Regions from separate parts of the Homo sapiens genome. Here region 2 is linked to region 1. A link is a loop called in an ENCODE intact Hi-C map of the cell type or tissue named here. Cell type or tissue: endothelial cell of umbilical vein. All regions are shown on one strand. Each heading gives the region's core, and the rest is flanking DNA. Links, peaks and the distances in the headings are about the cores only. Region 1 has its middle 60 kb from the start of EXTL2. Region 2 overlaps LINC01349 (long intergenic non-protein coding RNA 1349).

Evidence for each region. A loop is a pair of places that touch in the nucleus more often than their neighbours do. Peaks named below come from ENCODE experiments on the same cell type or tissue, not always from the same donor. Only the 100,000 strongest peaks of a DNase experiment are listed, where the experiment ranks them.
Region 2: it touches region 1 in a loop (5-fold over the local background); 1 of 110 quality-filtered maps calls a loop at or near these places.

What each region holds. Positions count from the first base shown.
Region 1 is chr1:100,829,212-100,839,822 of GRCh38, forward strand. No RefSeq gene overlaps it. Among named protein-coding and RNA genes, the nearest start is that of EXTL2, 60 kb to the right of the region's middle. RefSeq lists an enhancer at 6,368-7,567. In endothelial cell of umbilical vein, for the core only: a CTCF peak has its summit at 6,020 (motif pointing right); a DNase peak (open chromatin) is centred at 7,370; H3K27ac peaks cover 2,131 bases.
Region 2 is chr1:100,621,411-100,632,021 of GRCh38, forward strand. LINC01349 (long intergenic non-protein coding RNA 1349) reads right to left here. Exons shown (of 5, transcript NR_038914.1): 4 at 7,415-7,532; 5 at 5,639-5,892. Among named protein-coding and RNA genes, the nearest start is that of LINC01349, 20 kb to the right of the region's middle. RefSeq lists a silencer at 1,171-1,469. In endothelial cell of umbilical vein, for the core only: no CTCF peak of the experiment used is centred there; DNase peaks (open chromatin) are centred at 5,271, 5,821 and 7,301; H3K27ac peaks cover 2,042 bases.

The DNA.
Region 1 (10,611 bases), core at 3,069-8,068:
TAGTAATGCGGTGTGTGATGTGAGGGAAGGGAAATGTGTTACAGTCCTATGATTAGGTCTCAGCCTTTTAGTGACCAAATGCCTCTGGACTGTGCAGTTCACAAGTATTTCTCTGTCTCCCCCACCCACATGCACACACTTAGGTGTGACAGGATGGATAAAGTGGACTGGAATTGGGTATTTTCTTTCTCCACATTGAAAGATAGCAGAGGCTGGGGTTGAGCATTTTCTTTCCTCATGTCAGTGAGACTTTGAAAAAATCCAGTAGTTTAGGCACAGGTAAAATATTTTATCTGAAGGGCTGGCCTTGTTAAGAACAGAAAGCTCTGGCATGTTTTACATGGTTACCTTTCCTCTCCCTTTGTCAGAAGCATGAGGGGACTTTTCTCCATTATTGGCTGTAAGAACCTGGTTGAGCTCCTGGAGACAAAACTTACAAAAGTGTGGGGACAACCTACACCCCGGGACAGGGCCCTCTGGCATTTGTAACTCCCAGACTTGTCCACACTGAGCTTCCAGCAATTCGTCAATTATAGTTATCGTTTTCCAACCCCTGCAGTGATTCCCACAGAGATTTCTGCTCATGGGTTTCTGCTCTGGTGTTTGGGATTCTCTGTGTTTGTCTGCCTTTCTTGTTTTGGGGGCAGCAATTTTCCCCACGACCTCACTTCTGTGACAAACCCAAGAAGAGCTGAAGATTTTTTAGTCTGTTCAGCTTTTAACCTGTGAGCATGTAGTGATCACTTACAAGCTCCTTACATGCCAGATTGAAAACTGGTCTCTCCCATTTTATCATTTTTTTAAAAAAACTACCAAGGTCTATTGCTTTGGTGTTTGCTGTCACATTGTATTATGCCAGAGGCCATAATTCCAACCCATAGAGTCCCCTGGTTTGAGAGAATAAAGCCTGATCTTTACAGAGAAGCAGAGCCCAGAGTTAGAGAGAAAGGGTCCTCGGCTGGATATTCCTGTCCTCTTTAGCAGTTTGATAAGATGACCCTCTCCTTTTGATTTAACTACTTACAACCACTCATATGGTCTCTATACTAAATGAGCTTGTTCTCTAAAATAAGTAACAAGGAAAAAATGTTAGAGATACACATGAATACAATAGAAAAATAGCTTATTTCTAACATTCGTACATTGAATTTTCAAGTCTATGTATACTTTCTTATTATAAAACAATGTTGCTCCTCTGGCTAACATTTTTTGTGATACTTCTTAACTTAAAAAATAAATGGCATATAAGCAAGCCCTTTACAGTATAATTCCAGCCAAACTTCCCAACGTGTCTCCAACTATTCCCTTTTACATATTCTAAAATGATCCCCATCAGACTATTTCATGTTTCTAAAACATGCCATAAAAGTTTTTAAGTTCCAGGATACATGTGCGGGATGTGCAGGTTTGTTACACAGGTAAACCGTGTGCCATAGTGGTTTGCTTCACCTATCAACCCATCACCTAGATATTAAGCCTAGCAATCATTAGCTATTTAATCTGATGCTTTCCCCGCTATGCACCCCTCCCTGCTGCTGACAGGCCCTAGTGTGTGTTGTTACCCTCCCTGTAACCATGTGTTCTCATTGTTCAGCTCCCATTTATAAGTGAGAACATGTGGTATTTGGTTTTCTGTTCCTGTGCTAGTTTGCTGAGGATAATGGCCTCTTGCTCCATCCATGTTTCTGCAAAGGACATGATCTCATTCCTTTTTATGGCCACATAGTATTCCATGTGTATATGAACCACATTTCCTTTATCCAGTCTATCATTGATGGGCATTTGGCTTGATTCCATGTCTTTGCTATTGTGAATAGTGCTGCAGTGAACATACACATGCAACATGCCATAAATGTTAATCATCAGTGTTAAAATAGAGTTACTCAAATGTAGACATGTAATATTTTCTAAACATTCACTGATATTAATAATTAAATGACGAATAATTAAACTTTAAAAATTTATCAAGTTATTACTTGAAGAAAAGTCACTGTAAATTTTGATGAGCAAATAAAGAATTGTGGATATTCTGTAGAAAATATCTAGGTATTTTCAAGGTCTGTAGTAATAAAGATTTTGTTTGTTGTTTTTGATGTTGTCTAAGCTCACATCAAAACTTAGTACTTTCGTTGTTCTTGCTATAAGTAAGTAATTTTAAATACCTATGAGTAATATATAACTATATTTCAAGGAGGCAAACTCATAGTGACTATCATTTCCCCAACTCCGACTCTACGTACTTTGGATGCTCTGGATTTTTCCAGAAACCGTTGGAGTTAATATAGTTTAACATAGAGGCCTTAGAGTCAGAAACAGATTTAAACTGTGTAAATCCCAGCTCAATCACCTACTAGCTGTTTGATTTTGTACGATTTATGTGATTACAATAAACCTTTGTTTTATGATATGTAAATAATCATTGGACCTACCTAGGAGAATTGTTGTGGAGAGTAAATGAAATAATACAAGTTACATGCCTGATATGCAGTATGTTTCAATAACTATGAGCAATTATTATAAGCATGGATGATGGCATCAGGCTCCTAATGGAGTGGGGCTGAAGCCTACGGCATGCTTTAGATGTCAAGGTTCTCTGTGTAACCAGTCTGGCCTTGAGCACTCATTATTAGTAAAGAGCAAGATAGGCCCATTTCTACTGCTAGATTTATCAGATTTTTAAAAATGCAATGCATTCTAATAGCACTGGAATGATCATGAGAGTAGAGCCATGGATGAATGCATAAACCTGACTCAAAGTTAAGAAAAAATGTTATGGGGACCCTCTCTTTTACCTCTCCCACTCTCTCAGGAGAGCTGAGATACTGTCCTTTCAGAGGATGCTAACCTGTTCATCTGTACAGCAAGAGAGATAAGCATGGGTCTGAGTAGGTGCTAAACCTCTGTAACACCCAGCTAGCTGGTCCACCTACCAGTCAAGCAAAAGTTCAGAATAAGAAGATTAAAACAATGTTATGAGAGGTAGTATTAGCAGAAAAGGAAGAGAAGCCACAGCAACTGCCATTCATGAAATTAAGACCCTGATGCTAGCAGCCTTCTATACAGAAGAAGCAAGCCTGATTCCAATACTTGTATATTGATTAGGAATTATTGTAAGGACATAATGAAGAAATACACCAAGTATTATAGATTATTCCAGCAAAGAACCCCTAAAAGATTAGTTGAAAAAGACTCAGTATTGGTTACTGCTAAGAAAGAGAAGATATGAAGAGATAGGTTTCCTTCATATCAATTTGTAGATACCTCACTCATAAGCCTTTGGCAAAGGTAACAGGTATTGCTCTCCTGAAAACTGCACATACACACACACATTATTTTGCTTGCCCTTTCAGCAGAGATATAAAACCCCAAAGACTCCCCCTCCACCAGTGGATCTGGGTTTGGATGCTGAACTTCTGCTCTTCCAGTACAGGAAATGACTTAAACTTATTGATAGCCCTCTGAAAACTCACTGTTTCTCATCTCAATATGTTTTGCTTTTTTTTCCATCGCTACTCTCATTTATGCCTTAGAGATAAATTTTGTACATTGTTCCCCTACTCCTAATAATAAACCAATGGAGAACACAAGAAAAACCTTTTTTTCTGTTTTACTGTGCGTGGTCTTCTAGTGATACATTAGCCAGCAGTAACAATAGCTCAGCACTCTCACAGTCGGGATTAGCTTTCATCTTAAAACTAATTACCATATTACAAAGGAATAGATGAATATAAGAACAAAGACAGTAGACATGCCGAGCACCATCACACCACACACAAGAATGGGGCTCAGAAGTTTGAACAGAGAGAATTGCTAAAGATAAAGCTTTAGATTTCACAATAAAATGTGCACAAAATTTTTATTATGTTCATCAAGGTGAGAAGTTTAACACTAACTTGTAATGATAACTCATTAAAAATATGACTTGTCACTGATGATATGCATTTGTTAAGAATACACTAATAATTAAACTATACCAAAGTAAAAATGTAACACTAATAACTAACATTGGTCATAGCATGACATGGCTAATCTTTCAAGAGTTAGGGTTTTTGCTTTGTGGTCTTTTTTTTAATGGGTTGACTGATTAGTCAAAGAGATGTACTTTCATACACTACTGATGGTGGAAGGCTACAGATCAGACATCAGACTATCCGGGAAGAATTTTAAAAATATAATTGCTTGTCACCAGCCCTTGTACTGCGCCCTCAACTCCCCATCTTTAATTAGAATTTTTGTCCGCAGGCCCAGGCAGCAATGTTTATTGACAGTTCCTCAGGCAATTCTAATGAGCAGTCAGAGTTGAGACCCTGTTGTAGACCCTTCTGTATCAACTTTCAATTTAAATGTAGCCATTTTGATGCTTTCTCTGACTTGAGCCAGTGATTTGCCTTTTAAGGAAACTGGTGAAAATAAATCTAACACCCCTTGTTTTCACAATAATTTGAAGATAGAGTAATTATTCTGAGCCATCTTGCAAATATGTCCTGTTATAAAGGTTATTTTTAACAAATTTATATAGTTTAAAGCCCAGATAAAGAAATCAATCTATTTGCAGATAAACAATGTTTAATCTGTATGAGACAAGTCCCAAACCTTAACTGCAAATGGGCTAGATTTTGCATATGGCAGATAACTTGTAACTTAGTGAATATCCCAACAACTCTGTTGTCTTTCTTTAGCACAATACACTCTTATCTTCCCTGGTTTGGTTCTGTGTACCTATGCCCTAATAAAGTCTTACTATATGGCTTGTTTTCCTATCATTTTTATGACATGCATTCCCCTTTACATTAAATAAAAATTGTTCTTAGTCTTCATTAATTTCCTTTAAACTTTCCTGACAGCATTTCACCTGCCTCTCTTCTCAACTATGTCAATTGACATTGTCTTTTTCTTTACAGATTCTGTTTCAAAAACATCCTAGGAGTTAGAGTTAAGCATCTCTCTTAAGTACTTGATGTGTATTTAGTAGAATTAATGTACCCATTATCTTTGTTTTATTTGTGAAGGCCAAAGAAGTCTATGCTTTGGAAATGTTCAATGACTTACTCAAATGAAAAATAAAGGTTTCTGTTAGAAAGAAGCTATTTTCCTCCAGAGTAGCAGTTACTGAACTAACCATAGTTTATGGCCTATGATTTATGACATTGATAATAGGAATAATTGAAGTATCTTCATCACCAATTAAGGAGGTGGAAAAAGCATCAGACTGTGAATAGGCTGGGAATTGATTGGATTTCAAATTCCAGTCAGTTGAAGGGAGAAGATCTGGGCTCACATTATATCTTTTCTGCTTGCAGTAACTTTGATCAAGTTACTTAACCCTCTGTGATCCTGTTGAGGATAATAGCAATCTCATCTTACTGGGTTGCTGTGAAGAAAACTGAGATAATAACAGAGTAGGAACTCAGTGAATGTTTGAGGCTATTTTAAGGCATATAATTTTTTTTTGCAAACATGGAATAATAAAAAGCAAATAGCTTTGGAGTCCAGGAGACCTGAACAGCTGTGTAACTTCTGGCAAGTTACTTAACTTCTCTGTTTTCTCTGACTGCCATGAGGATTAAATAAAAGACTTATGTATGTAATTGACTATCTTCCCTGGTATCATCAGTATGTGAGAATGAATGCAGTAAAATTAAGAATACATTTTAGCAGCTCCTCCTCCTATCCCTTGCTTACAGCCTCCATACTTCTTGGGGCTGAGACAGCAATGCTTAGCAAGAGTGCCATCTGCTCCTCCACATCCACTTGCCAAGTCGCAGTTCGGCAGGGCCATGAGGCTTCTGATTATTGAGTTGTAAGTAGAAGCAATGTGTTTTTTATGACAACCTAACTTCTCTTGACTAATACATTCATCTCACTGCCTAAAGACTTTCTAGAAGTAATAGTGAATTTCTGTAAATGCCAATGAATATATCGTCAGTTAACGGGGGAAATCCAGGAGATCCCACTGCTACTTCTGAAATATCTGCTACCTAACCACCAGGGGGCTATCATCACCTACTGGGCACATGCATTTTCACTGTCTCCCTCAAGATGCCTGATATGGTTTGGCTTTGTGTCTCCTGATATGGTTTGGCTTTGTGTCTCCACCCAAATCTCATGTTGAATTGTAATCCCCAGTGTTGATCTAGTGGGAGGTGATTAAATCATGGGGGCAGATTTCCCCCTTGCTGTTCTTGTGATAGTGGGTTCTCACAAGATCTAGTTGTTTGGCAGTGTGTGGCACTTCCCCCTTTGCTCTGTCTCTTTCTCTTGCTCCAGCCATGTAGGACTTGCCAGCTTCCCCTCTGCCTTCTGCCATGATTGTAAGTTTCCTGAGCTTCCCCCCACCCCAGCCATGCTTCCTGTACAGCCTGTGGAACCGTGAGCCAATTAAACCTCTTCCCTTTATAAATTACCCAGGCTCAGATAGTTCTCTGTAGCAATATGAGAGCGGATGAATACGTGCCAAAACTATTTGTTGGGTTGTGATAAAAAGGGAGCATGCCTCTTTTCCCTTTTTTATGTTACACTGAATTCAAAGACTACCAAAGTAGTGTTGCTGTTGCCAATACCTTACTGAGTTTTAGTGGAAATGCCCTTTTATTGCTTGCTCTCTCTCCCTGACTGAGACAGGGCCCATGAGCAGGAGACAATTCCAAGTGACCCAGTATTATTGAAGACTGAGTAGACTCAGAAGTTGCCCTCTCTTCTGATGACTAAGGCTTTCATATTGGGTTAGGCACATTGATGTCTTACTTTTTCTGCCCTTAAGGTGAGTTATTTTCCAGGAGGATCTCCTCAGCACCTTCATAAGAATGGATTTGCCCAAATCTGTTCAGACATGCCTGAATTGCTTATGTGGATGCACTTAGCCTCAAACTGAGCTATACTCTCATGTGTGTGTACAGCACCTAGCGGAGCACTGGGAAACAGGTCCCACAACGAGTGGTGCTGCTGGTGGGAAAGGTAGTCACCGCAGCTTATATGGTAAGTTCTTTTTTCTTGTTTCTAAGATTTAAAAGAAGTTCCTTTCTCTCTTCTTCCAGACTTCTCTATTTTTCATCCTTTGATTCATTATTATCAGAGAGTTTGATTAGCTTTCAGTTTTATGCAGAGCAGCGCAGTCTTCCTGGCCACTGGGTTGGATTTATTTTTATATCTAATGGGAATCAGGTCACAGAAGATGGTTTCAGAATGTCTCACATCCGGCCTCCCTCACTCACTAAAATGTTAAGCTTTGTTCTTTTAAAATATTGATAAACACAATTGTTAATGAATTTTCCTTCAGTTTTCAACAGATCTGAATCTTTACACTTTTGGAATCTCATGAATCATGGGAAGTTCCCAAGGAAAATGGGAATTTTGGTGCTACGAAGTTTTTAAAAGGTTTTGATCTTTCTTTCAAGGTACTCTTCATGGGGAGTATGTGTGTCAAAATTTCACTTAGCTGATGTATTGCTATTAAAAGTGAATTGTTTCATTTCCTTTAGACAATACTAAAGGGAACGCTTTCTGCCGCTTTTAAGCGATAAAAATCTAAACACAATAGGTCTTAGTATAATAAGCATTTGGGTGTTACTTTTTCCTGTTAAGAGAAAAAACAACCCCATTTATAAACTGTTATTAAATCAAATTATTAATTCCAGTGGGACTTGAAACTCAGTAACAAAAATAATTGATATAATGTTACTTTTTCTGATTTTCCTGGGCTTCTTTACTAATTGGAAATTTTATTGCAAAATGAAAGCCTAAATAATAATAATAATATATATTTTTTTGAGACAGAATCTCACTCTGTCACCCACACTGGAGTGCAGTGGGATGATCTCAGCTCACTGCAACCTCCGCCTTCTGGGTTCACATGATTCTTATGCCTCAGCCACCCAAGTACCTGGGATTACAGGTGTGCACCACCAAGCCCAGCTAATTTCTGTATTTTTAGTAGAGATGGGGTTTCACCATGTTGGCCAGGCTGGTCTCGAATGCCTAACCTCAAGTGATCCACCTACCTCGGCCTCCCAAAGTGCTGGGATTATAGGCGTGAGCCACTGCGCCTGGCCAATGATTGAATTTTTGAACTGGGAGAAAACCTATTTAACTAAAACATTTATATTTATATAAATTTATATTTACGTCTCTCTTTCTATACACACACACACACACATACACACACACACACACACATATATATATGCTGAGGCCCAAAGAGTTTACATTATGTACCCAATGATACTGCCTTAGTCCGTTCATAGTACTATAAAAATACCACAGACAGAGCGACCTAAATGACAAACATTTATTTCTTACAATTCTGAAAGTTGGGGAGTCCAATATCAAGGCACCTGCAGATTCAATATCTAAGGGTTTACTTCCTGATCCACAGACTACTGTCTTCTTGATGTGTCTTCACATGGCAAAAAGAGCAAGGGAGCTCCCTGAGGTCTCTTTTATATGGGTAGTAATTCTATTCATGTGGCTCCATTCTCAGGACCTCATTACCTTCCAAAGGCCCCACCTTCCAATACCATCACCTTGTGGATTAGGATTTCAACATATGAATTTGGGGAGGACACAAACATCCCATCTCTATGGCAGGCACAAAGCTAGTTAATGAAAGATCTGATTACATGGTAGTTTCTATTTATTAGTATAAAAATAGCTCCTTATAATAGGCTTTGATTTATGTCAAAAATATTTATATTTAGGCAAAATGTAAGCAAGAATTTTGCTAACATTGTGCACATACCATTGATATATACTAAGCTCAGTCTACTTTTTTCCTCATCATTTCGTTACAGCTACAAAAATCTCCTTCTGTTGCTAAATGTAAGTTAAGAAAGAAAGGGAAGTTCTATAAAATAAATTGTTGAAACCTATGTTTATAAGAGAAATGCTAGTAATCTCCCATCTCCCTAAAGAAAAAAATCTTAGTTTTAAATACTTCAGAAGGTCTCATGATGAAATCTCCTTTGCAAAAATTATGACAATGAGAAAAATTTGACATAGGAAAATTATGACAGGGAAAGAAATCTGACCAAACTGACTCCACTGACTCCATCTTGCTTCTAATCTCCAAGCTGCCCTTCATCCCTGGCTGAAGGCCATGCTAACTATGGGAGGAATTTACTTTATTGTTTAACTTTGAGAAAAGGATAAGAGCCCCTTCCCAAAACAAACTTCTTCCTTGTTTGGGGACAAGACCACCTTTGTAAAACTAACAAATTAGTCATAAGATTAGAAATTATGGCTCAGGAGTGATGTAGCCAGAGGCCACAAGATTCCTAACCTCTCCAATTGCTCCTGTAAATAACATCACTATTGTAAAACCTAAGACTTGTGTTTGAGGTATTTTTCAGACCCTGCAATCAGATGGACCAGCTAGCACCATCCATACCAGTAAACTGGCTCATCTGGTCTTGTGGCCCCCACCCAGGAACAGACTCAGAACAAGAAGACAAGTTTTGACTCCCTATGATTTCTCCCCAACCCAACCAATCAGCATTCCCCATTCCCTAGCCTCTGTCCCCCAAACTATCCTTAAAAAATCCTAGCTTCCAAATTTTCATGGAGGCTGATTTGAGTAATAATAAACTCCTGTCCTTTCACTTGGCTGAGACTGCGATTATTAAATTTTTTCTCTATTGCAAAAACCTGCTGTTCTCAGTGCACTGGTTTTTCTAGGAAGCAGGCAAGATTAACCCTTTGGGGGAGTAGAAGACTATAATTTTATGAACTTGGTGTTTCACACTACCAAAATAGGTACATTGAAATTCCAACTTCATGTCAATACACTGCATGATTTTACAGCAACAAAAGCATCAGCCTCCTTACCAAATATGGATATTCAATTGAAATCTGAAATAATTAAAAAATGAAGGTGATGACCTTTAGTAATATAAAGAGAAGTTTACAATTACATTAACAAGTGTGATGACATTTATTTGAGGACACTATTCTGCTGGGTCACAGAACTGTGAATCTTTTCTGTGAAATCCCTACCTTAATTGAATTAGGCATTTCCCTAGTACCCTATACATACTTTTATTATAGAATGCTTATTGGATATCTCTTGCACACTACTTAAAATCCTTTCAGCCTCACTTCTTATTCCAGCCACTGCTGCGGCTACCTAACTAATACCTGCTTTGGTCAGTTTCATCCAGGAGCAAACTGACAGTCTCTCCCTATGTGCCTCTCACTTTCTACCTTGCCTGGGGCTTTTCTGATGCCCTGAGGCATGGGACACCTACAAAAACTTGCCCAAAACTTGTATCAGTCTGAGATCAATAAGAGAAGCAGAACCATTAGAGGCTCAATTTATATTTATATTTGTTACCGGGATTTCACCTTAAATAATTGATGCTGGTTAGACTATCGGTGTAAAGCCACAGTATTGTTTTAATATTGTCTTTTTTTTTTTTTACTGTAAATAATAATGTTTTATTTTCAATGGAAAGTTCAATGTCCTTTGTACCTGCAAAGGACACGAGTTCATTCTTTTTTATGGCTGGTGGTTTGTTGCACTCATTAACCCGTTATCTACATTAGGTATTTCTCCTAATGTTATCCCTCCCCTTGCTCCCTACCCCCTGACAGGCCCCACTGTGTGATGTTCTCCTCCTT
Region 2 (10,611 bases), core at 2,415-7,414, 210 kb before region 1:
GCCGAGATCACGTCATTGCACCCCAGCCTGGGCAACAAGAGGGAAACTCTGTCTCAAAAGAAAAAAAAAATTAACACAGGTAAAAAGCTTAGATCAGTGCTGAGCACAATATAAACCCATTAGTGGCTAAACCATCAACAAGTGTTGGGAGCTGCTGCTATTTTTACTTTCCCTAGAATTCTATCTCTTACCTTTCACTCTTCTCACTGCCCTTATTTGCCCAGAAATCCCTTTATGTCCTGAAAAACTCAACTCTCATATTTTACTTTTAGGAAATTATCAGTTACTGCTCTAACACAGTTCTTGATGTATGCTCTTCACTCCCTGACCTTTTGCTTTGTTGATACTTTATTATTGTACTTACGACTCCATACTTAAAAAATATAATTGGTAAAAAAAAATGTAACTAGTAATAGGCAGAAAAACTGGAATTGATTCCCAGTGCCTGTTACATGACAGGGGCTCATTATATACTTGCTGAGTGAATGATGGAAGGTCAAGTGAACAAATTAGAGAAATCAGGCAGAAAATATTTCCAGGTATCTTGGGGAGTTGAGAATTAGAGAAGAAAAGAATGAAGGAGGTTGGGATTTGATGAAGAACATATTTGTGACAGTGAAACTCAGTCGTGGGATTTGCTGTTTATATTGTTTTCTTTCCTTCTCAAATCAACATGAGTTGTACAGACCATAATAAAAGCTTCATCTTGAGCCTGTTATTGCATCACCATTTGGCTGATGTTTCACTGCTCCATCACTGTGGGAGGTTAACACTCACTGAGGGGTGGCAGTACCCTCTGCATTTCTCTGGGAAACTCCAATGATTCATCCAAAAGTGTGAGAAGCCAAGCAGCTTTTATCACCCAGGAGACAGCTGTAACCTGACCTCAATTCATGCCAAAGAAGCCTGAGGAAAGTGCCCTGGAAGTGAACAGCCTGCTCATGACTCAAGGAACTCAAAAGTCAGAGTTCTGACCAGTATTGTTGGGGTGGGTAAAAGAACTTCACTCCCTCAGATCTGAAAGTGTCCTTGCCAGAGGAGAGGGAGACCTTATTTCAAGTGTGTTTGAATAAACATGACATACATAAACTTGATTTTCCAGGTTTTGGAGAAAGCATACATTTGTCCTCTGCATCATGAAATAATGTCCTTGGTGGCTCCTTTCAGGGCCTGTGCTGCACTCTCCTTAGTGACTATTAGCATTGGAGTTGGACAATTTAAGGGCAGGAGTGGAGACCTGCTACTTATAAAGGATGACTACACTTATTTAGGGATACTGCTCACGCTGACTCTCAGAGCAATTCTTTTGTTCCAACAGCTGTTCCCAGGGTAGGGTAATATTGGAACAGAGGCTTATGCTGCAGTATCCATTGAGTGGGACTGAGGCCCCTTCAGTAGCTGAAAATCCCCACTTCAGTGCTACTGCTTCAGCTACTGCAGCTCTTACTGTCTTCAAAAACAATGGTAAGGATTCCTTTAACCTCAGAGGAGGAATTAGCTTTTTGCAGAGACTACAAAGAATCCATAGGATACAAACATTTCTATAGTCCAGGAAGGAGTCCCACATATAAAAACAAAACTGTAATATATTTTATAAGTGATTTGCCTAAATATGTGAGGCTGTATTCACTCAGTTTCTCAAGAAGCATTTCTTGAGAAGCTACTGTGTGCCAGAGCCTCCTTAGGGGGCAGGAACTGCTTATTTATCTTCATATCAACATCCCTAGGTAAGTGCCTAGCCCATCGTATGGGCTACAGACTATGCAATGCTATTTCCCTTAGCCCCACCAGAGTTCAGGGTCAGACTGATGGGCAGGACTATGAACAGATCTTCTTTCTCTCCTTGAAGGTAACTAACCTTCCATGGGACTTGAAGCTTCAGATTTTGGCCTTAACCAAGTCAACTAGCTCAAGTCAGAGGGGCAGTGATTATTTGAATTGCCAAGGTATTACCTAATGAGAATCTTTGTGACTAAGCTCTTAAAGTTGAAACTTAAGTAACATTAGCTGAAAAACTTGTTGGATAAACATTGCTACTCCCTTGAAAATTCCGGGAGTTCCAGTTTGGTTGCTGACCATTTTTTACCATTTATCTATTTGTTTAGCACTAACGTTTCTTAAGCTTCCAATGTATATAGAATGCTATGCTGGGTTGTGGGAAATACAATGAGCTATGCTCCCTGTCTGCAAGTCGGTCACATTTTAAGTGGGGGTGCAATAAATGACAGATTCAAACCACTGAACAATTATTAACAGAGAAAAGCAACTTTTATGGGCAAAGGCTTTCGGCAACTCCAGGCACAGTCTCACCCAAGGCCTTGATTGTGGCACTGCTTCTGTCACAGAGAATAAGAGTGAAATGTTAGAAGACTGTTGAAACACTGCGGAGTTAATGTTATGTTCCTTTTCATCTTTGGGTCTTTGTACATGCTGGTTCCTTGTCTTCCCACCACTACCCCTATATCATTTATCTAATTAAAACTCATAAACATGAATGAGAAGCCCTTTTTGACCACCAGCCTACAAACAGACACACAGACACACACACACACACACACACACACACACACACACACACTGCGTTGTCCTTCCATTGAGGTACCAACAGCACACTATAATTTCTCCATTATGATAGCATTTATTACAAGGTATTATGATTTCTGTTTAACTTCTCTGTATCCCTCCTGCCTGCTACATTGTAACTTCTGTGACTGCAGGGATATATCTGTTTTGTTCACCATTATATTGGCTAGCATGTAGCAGCCATTCAATAAATACTTGCTGAATGCATGAATGAACGGCTGAATGGCAGAACCAACATTTGAGTAAAATTTTCGTGTATTGTTTACTTTGTGCTATAACTTCCTAGGTATTTTATGGATCTTCTTTCTGTGGGGTTATATATAGTATAAATTTGTTGCAATATTATATTCTTTTTAAATGCCTCAGTCACTTGTTAAATTTAGTGCTTGTTGCAGAAGGGTATAATGTTACTGATAGGAAAGCCATAGTCTTGATCCCTATATCGAGGCCAAATGGCTTCTTATCTGGAAATCTCTGCCTTAAATTGAGCAGTATCTAGATTAGATGTTTTGAAACTATGTATCACTCACTATGGTGGGCAAATAGTTCAGACAGACTAGGAGACGGGATATGAGAAACTTAGAATAAGCTACAAGAAGAATTCTAAAGACACATGACCCATTAAATTCCTTTTTCATTGAAAATCAGACCAAAATCTGTGGCAAAAACAGAAAACGTATTCCGGAAATATGGCTGTAGAACTGAAGACTAAATAGCAAGCAGTGTTTAATCTGAAGTAATGAATGTTATTTCAAGGAGCAAAGAAGCTAACACTTGCAATAAATCTTTGTTTTGAAGTATCTTTCTCAAAGGTCATCAAAATAAGTTTTAATTTAGATTCCTAAATCCAGTTTCTGCTCTGTTAGTTATTGGGGATTTTTTGAATAAATAATCTACGCAGAACTGTGGACTCTGCTCTGCTTTTTCAACCCCATGGTGTGGTCATCCAGAAAGGATTTCTTCTCCGCTCTAGGCTTAGAAATGGGGTACCTCCTGCCTGATGTATCCTATGCTTTCCAGAACCTGAAAGATTAAGATGAATCATTACAAGTGAAATGACCCTAGACAGAGAACAAAGAGGGCTGGCACATGTTTGCTGTAACATTCCGGGAGAGCTCTTCATCCCGTTTACATGTTCTTGAGAGGGTGCCTTCCGTGCTGTGATGAATGAGCCACCCAGACCTCCCGCTACCACACAGCAATTGTTTAGTCAGAGATCCTGTGCATCTGGGTCTTTTTTTTAATCAGCAGGTTCTAAATAAAAAACAAAAAACAATAACAAGCCCACCCTCTCTGAATATGACTCTCTGACTCTCTTGTGTTTCTTGTTTACATTTTATTGTGCGAATGTGATTCTGCTTCTTAGCCTAGTGCATTTGGATTTGTTGTTCACACTGAGCATAAATTGCCAAACACTCAACTTTAATCTAATTGTACATACTATAAACAGAAAATGTTGACGTTAAAAGCATTTCCATAATCACAGATTGGGTGTATGGATGAGCAAGTGGATGAGTTAGGCCTTTTGTCATCTCAGTCCATAGCTTGATCCTTCAGGTATTCAAAAGGAAACGGGGACTGTCTTCCACTGATGACCTCACTGATGATGAGGTTCATCTGCCACCATCTATAGTGAGTGAAACTTTATGGTGTAGTTGTTAAGTCTCAAATTCAGAGAGACTTAGGATCAAATCTCACTCTGCTACTTTCTAGCTATGTGACCTTGGGAAAGCCACATGGTGCCTTGAAGACTCAGTCTCCTTAACTATATTATAAGAATAATAATATTCCCTATGCCAAAGGGATCCTGTGAGATAATAACATCTTAATTGAGTTAAATTATTTAAGAGTTAAATGAGATAATGGATAAAAATCATGGCACATTTTGAGCACTTCATAAATATTAATGATAACGATCCTTATTTAAACGTGCCCTGCATTCTAAAAATGAGAAGTAACTTTCTGGCTGAAACCAACCCCTGAATGGCAACAGAGAAAGCTGTTTCAACAGGGTTGAGAAAAAAGCTGGGGGATAAAGTAATGTTTCTAATCTTAGAGTTTAAGAGAAAATACATTTTTTAATTCACTTGGTAAATTAGAGATCTTTTAGGGACACCAGAAGAAGGCACTTTCTGAAAGAGTTAAAATGATTTCCTTAGAGTAAACAAATCTCTCTCATAGAATTTTTGCTTAGACTAAGTTGATGGGACATTCATTAAGAAATAAACTTTTCATCCTCGCTTGGGTAATGCAACCAGGGAACGAGTAAATATCCCGGGAAAGCCAACTTGCTATATGCAGGTACTATTTCTTAAAAATGTTATTTTTATCTATCAAAATAATATTACTGTTATTAAGTATCATTGAGGTTCAATCCTGCGACAGAAACTGTACTTAGCTATAGGGAATCAAATATGATTGTGACATAGTTCTACCCTCAGGGGTTTTAAGTGGGAAGATAGAATATGCCATTAAAAAAAAAGTAATCCTTGGCATGGAAGGTTAAATGCCTTATAACTAACTGATGATTGATAGCAGAAGAGTGACTAATTCTCATCTAGAAAGAGAAGGCCTGGGCTCTAGTTTTGGTTCCACCACTTGTCAAGTTTGTAACCTAGGGAAATTCACTTCAATCCTTTGAACTTTCAGTTTTTCAAAGGAAATGGAGATGACGATATTTGCCCTACCATTCCCATAAGGTTGCTGTGAGGTTCAAATGAGCTAAGGTTTACGAAAACACATAATAAATTACAGCACTTCGGTGCTATTCCTTGGTGTGATCATTTTCCTTCCTCTGCCTCCTCATAGACTGAGACTCTCATAAACTGTTTTATTTTCTGTCTCAGCTTATGAAATATCTGCAAGTTATATCATTATGTGTGTGTGTGTATTGTGTGCACATTATCAAGTCTAATCAAGCCAAAGCAGCAGAACTAAACACAGATATCTGGACTCCTAAAAATCCACCACTTAATCGTGAAGACAACATTGTTAGAGAAGAAAAGATATTCTCTAAGGTTGGACCTATTTCAGAAATGAGTAGCATCACCCTTGCTTTACAATGGAGAAAACTGAGTATTGATTTATTGAACACTTATTTAATAAAGGTTTATGAAGAACCCATCCTGCACCAGGGGCCCAGGTACCAACTTAAAGAATGTGAGTGAGAAAAACAGGGAACTCAGTCCTGGCATTGACCTTTGCTGTAACTTCTGCTCATTGTAGGAATCAGCCAACTTCCTGTCCTTTAGTTTCCTCTTCTGCAAACTGAAGATTAGTTAGTTGTAGAGCATACAGTCAGTGTTATGTCTGAAAATATTGAAATACAGAGACAAAGTGAAAAAGAAGGGTATGAAACCCCTTTCCATTAGACTGTAAGAGGGATGATGATTGTTACTTTTGGGAGTTATGAGCGTGGGCAGTGGAGAGAGTGGTTTGTTTGAGGATGCCACGCTGAGCATTGGGTGGATGTGGAATTTGTGTGGGCAGGGAAGTAGAGAAGAGAGTTGGGGCAAGCTAAGACTGCCAGCTTCCAGACTGGAAGCTTCTGCGGTAGTTACGGGGAATGAGTCAGGAAATAGTTCTGTGTAAATAGTTATGAAATTTTAAAGCTAATTTTGTCATGGGCCAAAGGCATTTTTTGGGGATGATGAGAGATATCAAATTTTGTGGATGCGCCTACAAGTAGGTGATGGTTCTACACTGAAAGATTTGCCACTTTTCTTCACCCTAGAATGTTCATATTGTGCGTGTGTGTGTGTGTGTGTGTGTGTGTGTGTGTGTGTGTGTATGGTTTCTTAGTGGACTGTGAGATATATTAAACATAGATAAAAGGAATATTTAACTAAAAGAGAAGCAACAGAAAGTTAATCAAATAGTATCCAAGACAGGACGGAAATGGGCTTTAGGGGAGTCCTGAGAGAAAGAGAACTCACATTCATTGAGTTCGTGTGAATTGTTTCTGGGCCCCGGGCACTGTCATATCCATGAAATAACCTTATTCTTGTCTTGAAAAGCTGTTCTCATACAGATCTGAAAACTAAGGCCCAGAGACAGTAAGCAGCTTCTGGGAATGACTATGTTGTTGAGCTCAGGTTTGAGCTATGGAGGGTATGAAGTTATTTCCTCTTAGCAACTCCATCACAGACTCAACATGCTGGGCAAACTCACTTTATCTTTAAAGAACAGTCTCTATTTGCAAAGGAGAGAACCTGCTTCCATACACTTGGGACTGTTAGAGTTGTCAGACGATGTTACCAAAGCAAAGGCACTTGAACTTAGGCCAAGGTATATGTTTCTGTAGTCACCCTGTGGTAACTACTGGGGTCAGCATTTCACAAAACCTACTTACCCTGTTTAGTTAGGAAAACCCTAGAGGTGGGGGAGTGGGAGTGAGGGTCCCCAGTCCCACTGTCATTTGGAAAAATGTCCAGATGAGAGTAGGCTGTCCACTTCCTAGAGGCAAATCTTTCTGAATCTACATAGTTTCACAGACTCACAGAACTTCAGAGCTGAAGAGACCTTCAGATAGATATTTTTCAGATAGACCTTCAGATAGACATTTTGCCGCACTGCTCAGTCTAGGTTAACGGGAAGCTAGGGCAAGAATTCACTTATGGCCCTCCCTTCTTCCTGTATTCAGTATTTTCCTGTCTGTAACATTGGGTCCATGATTAAGCTATTTAACCAGTTTCTGAATTTGTAATTTATGAAGCCAGGAAAAGGGCATTTATCACTTGAATCATCCCAGCAGCCTGTGTCAGAGTTAAGGAGGGAATTATTTTTTTTTCTAAAAATTCTGTTCTAGGCTATTTAAGGTCACTCTACTTGCCTCTTCTGGAGAGACTCGTACATGCGTTGCTGATCCCTGGGCTGAGTTCTCCCAGCCCTAGTGAACTCGGAAGTACAGGTCCAGAAGGTTCTGCTTGATGGTTCCCATCAGGGTAAAACTGAAAATAGGAAGCCGTTGGTTGCTGATTGTAAGATAAATTTGTTTAAGTAGTGTGCCAAAAGCAGTGGGTCATATGAAAAGCCACATGACCAACCAGAAATAATTGGAGCTTAAAAGATGCTAGGGTCTATGAGTAAGATTTCTTTCACCATGGGATTTAGGTAAGGCAAACTCACCCACTCACTAGTTCTTAATTCCCATTTTCTTTTTGTCCTGGAACATTTCACCTGCCCTGATGCGGCAAATTAAGTGATTGAATTAATACAGAAATGTCAGCCTTTATTGATGACAATTAGGTGTTCATATTATTTCTGTTTTATTAATAATTTATTTACCTATTCAACAAATCTTTAAAGCCTACTGTGTGCTAGATGTGGAGGAAGAAACAAGTAACACTTCCTCCGTGACAGTTTTTCTAATCCCTCTAGTGTAAATTCTCTCTCCCTTTCCTGAAACTTAGTAGTTCTTTGTTTATAGTTCTCCAATAGATTTATGCCATGTTGCCTTGTATTGTAGCAGCTTGAGAACATGTCTTACTATTTAGAACTAAGACAATTGCTTTACAAGTATTTGTCTGTACCATGATATTTAAAGTAGTGCTGGCACAGAGTATGTTGTCAGTGTTGTGGAATAAATGACTAAATGAATATTTGTTGAATTAGGTAAGAAGTTGCTTCAGCTTTGGCTGTTATGCTGCTGTAACAAACAGCTCCCAAATTTCAATAGCTCAGAACACAATGATTTATTTCTCATCTATGTTAATGCCCATAGTGAGTTAGGTGCAGCTCTGCTCCCCATCTTCTGGATTTGGGGATCTGGGTAGAAATAGCCATTAGTTGGGATTTTCTTGTGTTGGGGAACAAGAGAGATGGCAGAAACACATGATAGATCAGAAGTGGCATTCATTGGCTGGGCACGGTGGCTCACGCCTGTAATCCCAGCACTTTGGGAGGCATAGGCAGGTGGATCACCTGAGCTCAGGAGCCCAAGATCAGCCTGGCCAACAATGGTGAAACCCCATCTCTACTAAAAATACAAAAATTAGCCAAGCACGGTGGCAGGCACCTGTATCTCAGCTACTTGGAAGGCTGAGGCAAGAGAATTGCTTGAACCCGGGAGGTGGAGGTTGCAGTGAGCTAAGATTGCGCTACCACCCTCCACCTGAGCAGCAGAGCGAGACTCTGTCAAAAAACAAACAAACAAACAAACAACATCACTTCTGCTCAAATTTCGTTGGCCCAAACTAGTCATGTAGCCACGCCTGCCGTGGAGGGCAGACAAGGATAATTCTCCCATGAGAAAGGCCATGAATCTTTGGGAATAATAATATAATTTACCAGAGAAGTCATCCTTATTTTTTAAAGAACTTAAAATTTAGTTGAGGAAGTAAGCTATACACAAAGAAATACAATAAAAAAAAGGTGCAAGCAACATGTTATAGAGGTGAGGGAGGAGAGATTTCTTTGGACTAAGATTAGTCACAGAAGGATTAATAAAAGATGTGTTCTTTAAATTGGACATGAAAAGTAAGATTTTGCCAAGTGGAACTGGACAAGAGGTGAATAGAAGAGTATTTAAAAAGATATGAAGGTACTCAAACAAAAAATGTACTAAAAAAAAGAGTGAAAAGTCCACTTTTGGTGGATAATTAGGTCCACATTTCAAAGTTGGGAATTTAGAGTCTATTAAGCAGGAAATTATAAACCACTAGAGATTTGGAAAGCTAACTAAAGGATGCAATGGAGAGAAGCTGAAAATATTTTTGAGGCTATGCAAAGAGTTCAGGAAACAGGGACTAAAGACAGAATCAGAATAGTGAAAAGTATGAACAGGACAGAACATACAGAGGCAAGATGCAAAGGAAATGTACAAAGGTTGAAAACCGATTGGTTTGGAAAGCAAAGGAGAGAGGCAGTGAAAGAAGTTGCAGATGATTATTCCATTAATGGTGGTGCCATTAATGGAATTCAAAAAATAAGAAGAGGACTGACTCATAGGAAGAGAAAATAAGTTTTGTTTGAGGTATTCTGATTTCGAGGAATTTCAGAGAGAAATGTTTAGTAGGCGTATGGAACTCTGGGAATAGAGTTTGTGGGATTGTGGTTGTGATTGAAGATGTAGTCCTGAGGGACCCCTGAAGAGGTGACAGTTGAAGCCATGAGTGCAGATGAGAATCCCAAAGGAAACTAGTGGCCAAAAGGCAGAGTCTTGGAGGGCTGCCAACATGTAGGATGTGGGAAGATGAAGACAAACCAGGGAGGGAAGCTGAAGAACCTTGACAAGGCAGAGAGGAGAACACTATAGTGTGGGATCAAGTGAGCTGAGGCAGGAGAGAGGCTGAGGAGCAGGGAGAGGTCAGCGGTGTCAAATGCTTTAGAAAGTGCTAAGAAGATGAGAATGTAGGAAGTGGTATTGAGGTTAGAGTAGGAGATCATTGGCGATGAGTAAGGAAACAACTTCAGTGAGGACTGGAGATGTTCTTGTGAGATATCTGATAACAAAAATTACAGAGATTGCATAATGGAGGATTAGTTGGAACTGGTGGAACTGAGAGTACGCTTAGTGCGATAACCTTTGAAAAGAAGAGGAACCTATTCCATTTGGGGAAGGCAGGAGAAAACTATGCACTAAGAGAGAACTTGTCCATGAGAAGGAGTGATTTTTAAGGTGCTTCTTAACAAAGTAGAGTTTAGGGAATGTATTCACTCTTTGAAATTAAAAAGCAATTGCTTATTATTGAAAACCCAGGTTAGCTATTAAAAAAAAAAAAAGAGAAAAATAAGACAAAAAAAGAAAAAAAAACCATGCATGTGTAACAAGTCAGGGGAAGCTGAGGAGACCTTCCAAACTGTACTGTATTCACTTGCATATATTCCACATCTGGCACTGGGCAGTCAAATATTCACAGGTAATAAATAGATATTAAAGAATGTATTATTGGGCATTAGGACTCATAATTTTAGAAAAATGTTTTTTGTGGCTGGGCGTGGTGGCTCACTCCTGTAATCCCAGCACTTTGGGAGGCCAAGGAGAGTGGATCAGAAGGTCAGGAGATCGACAGCATCCTGGCCAACATG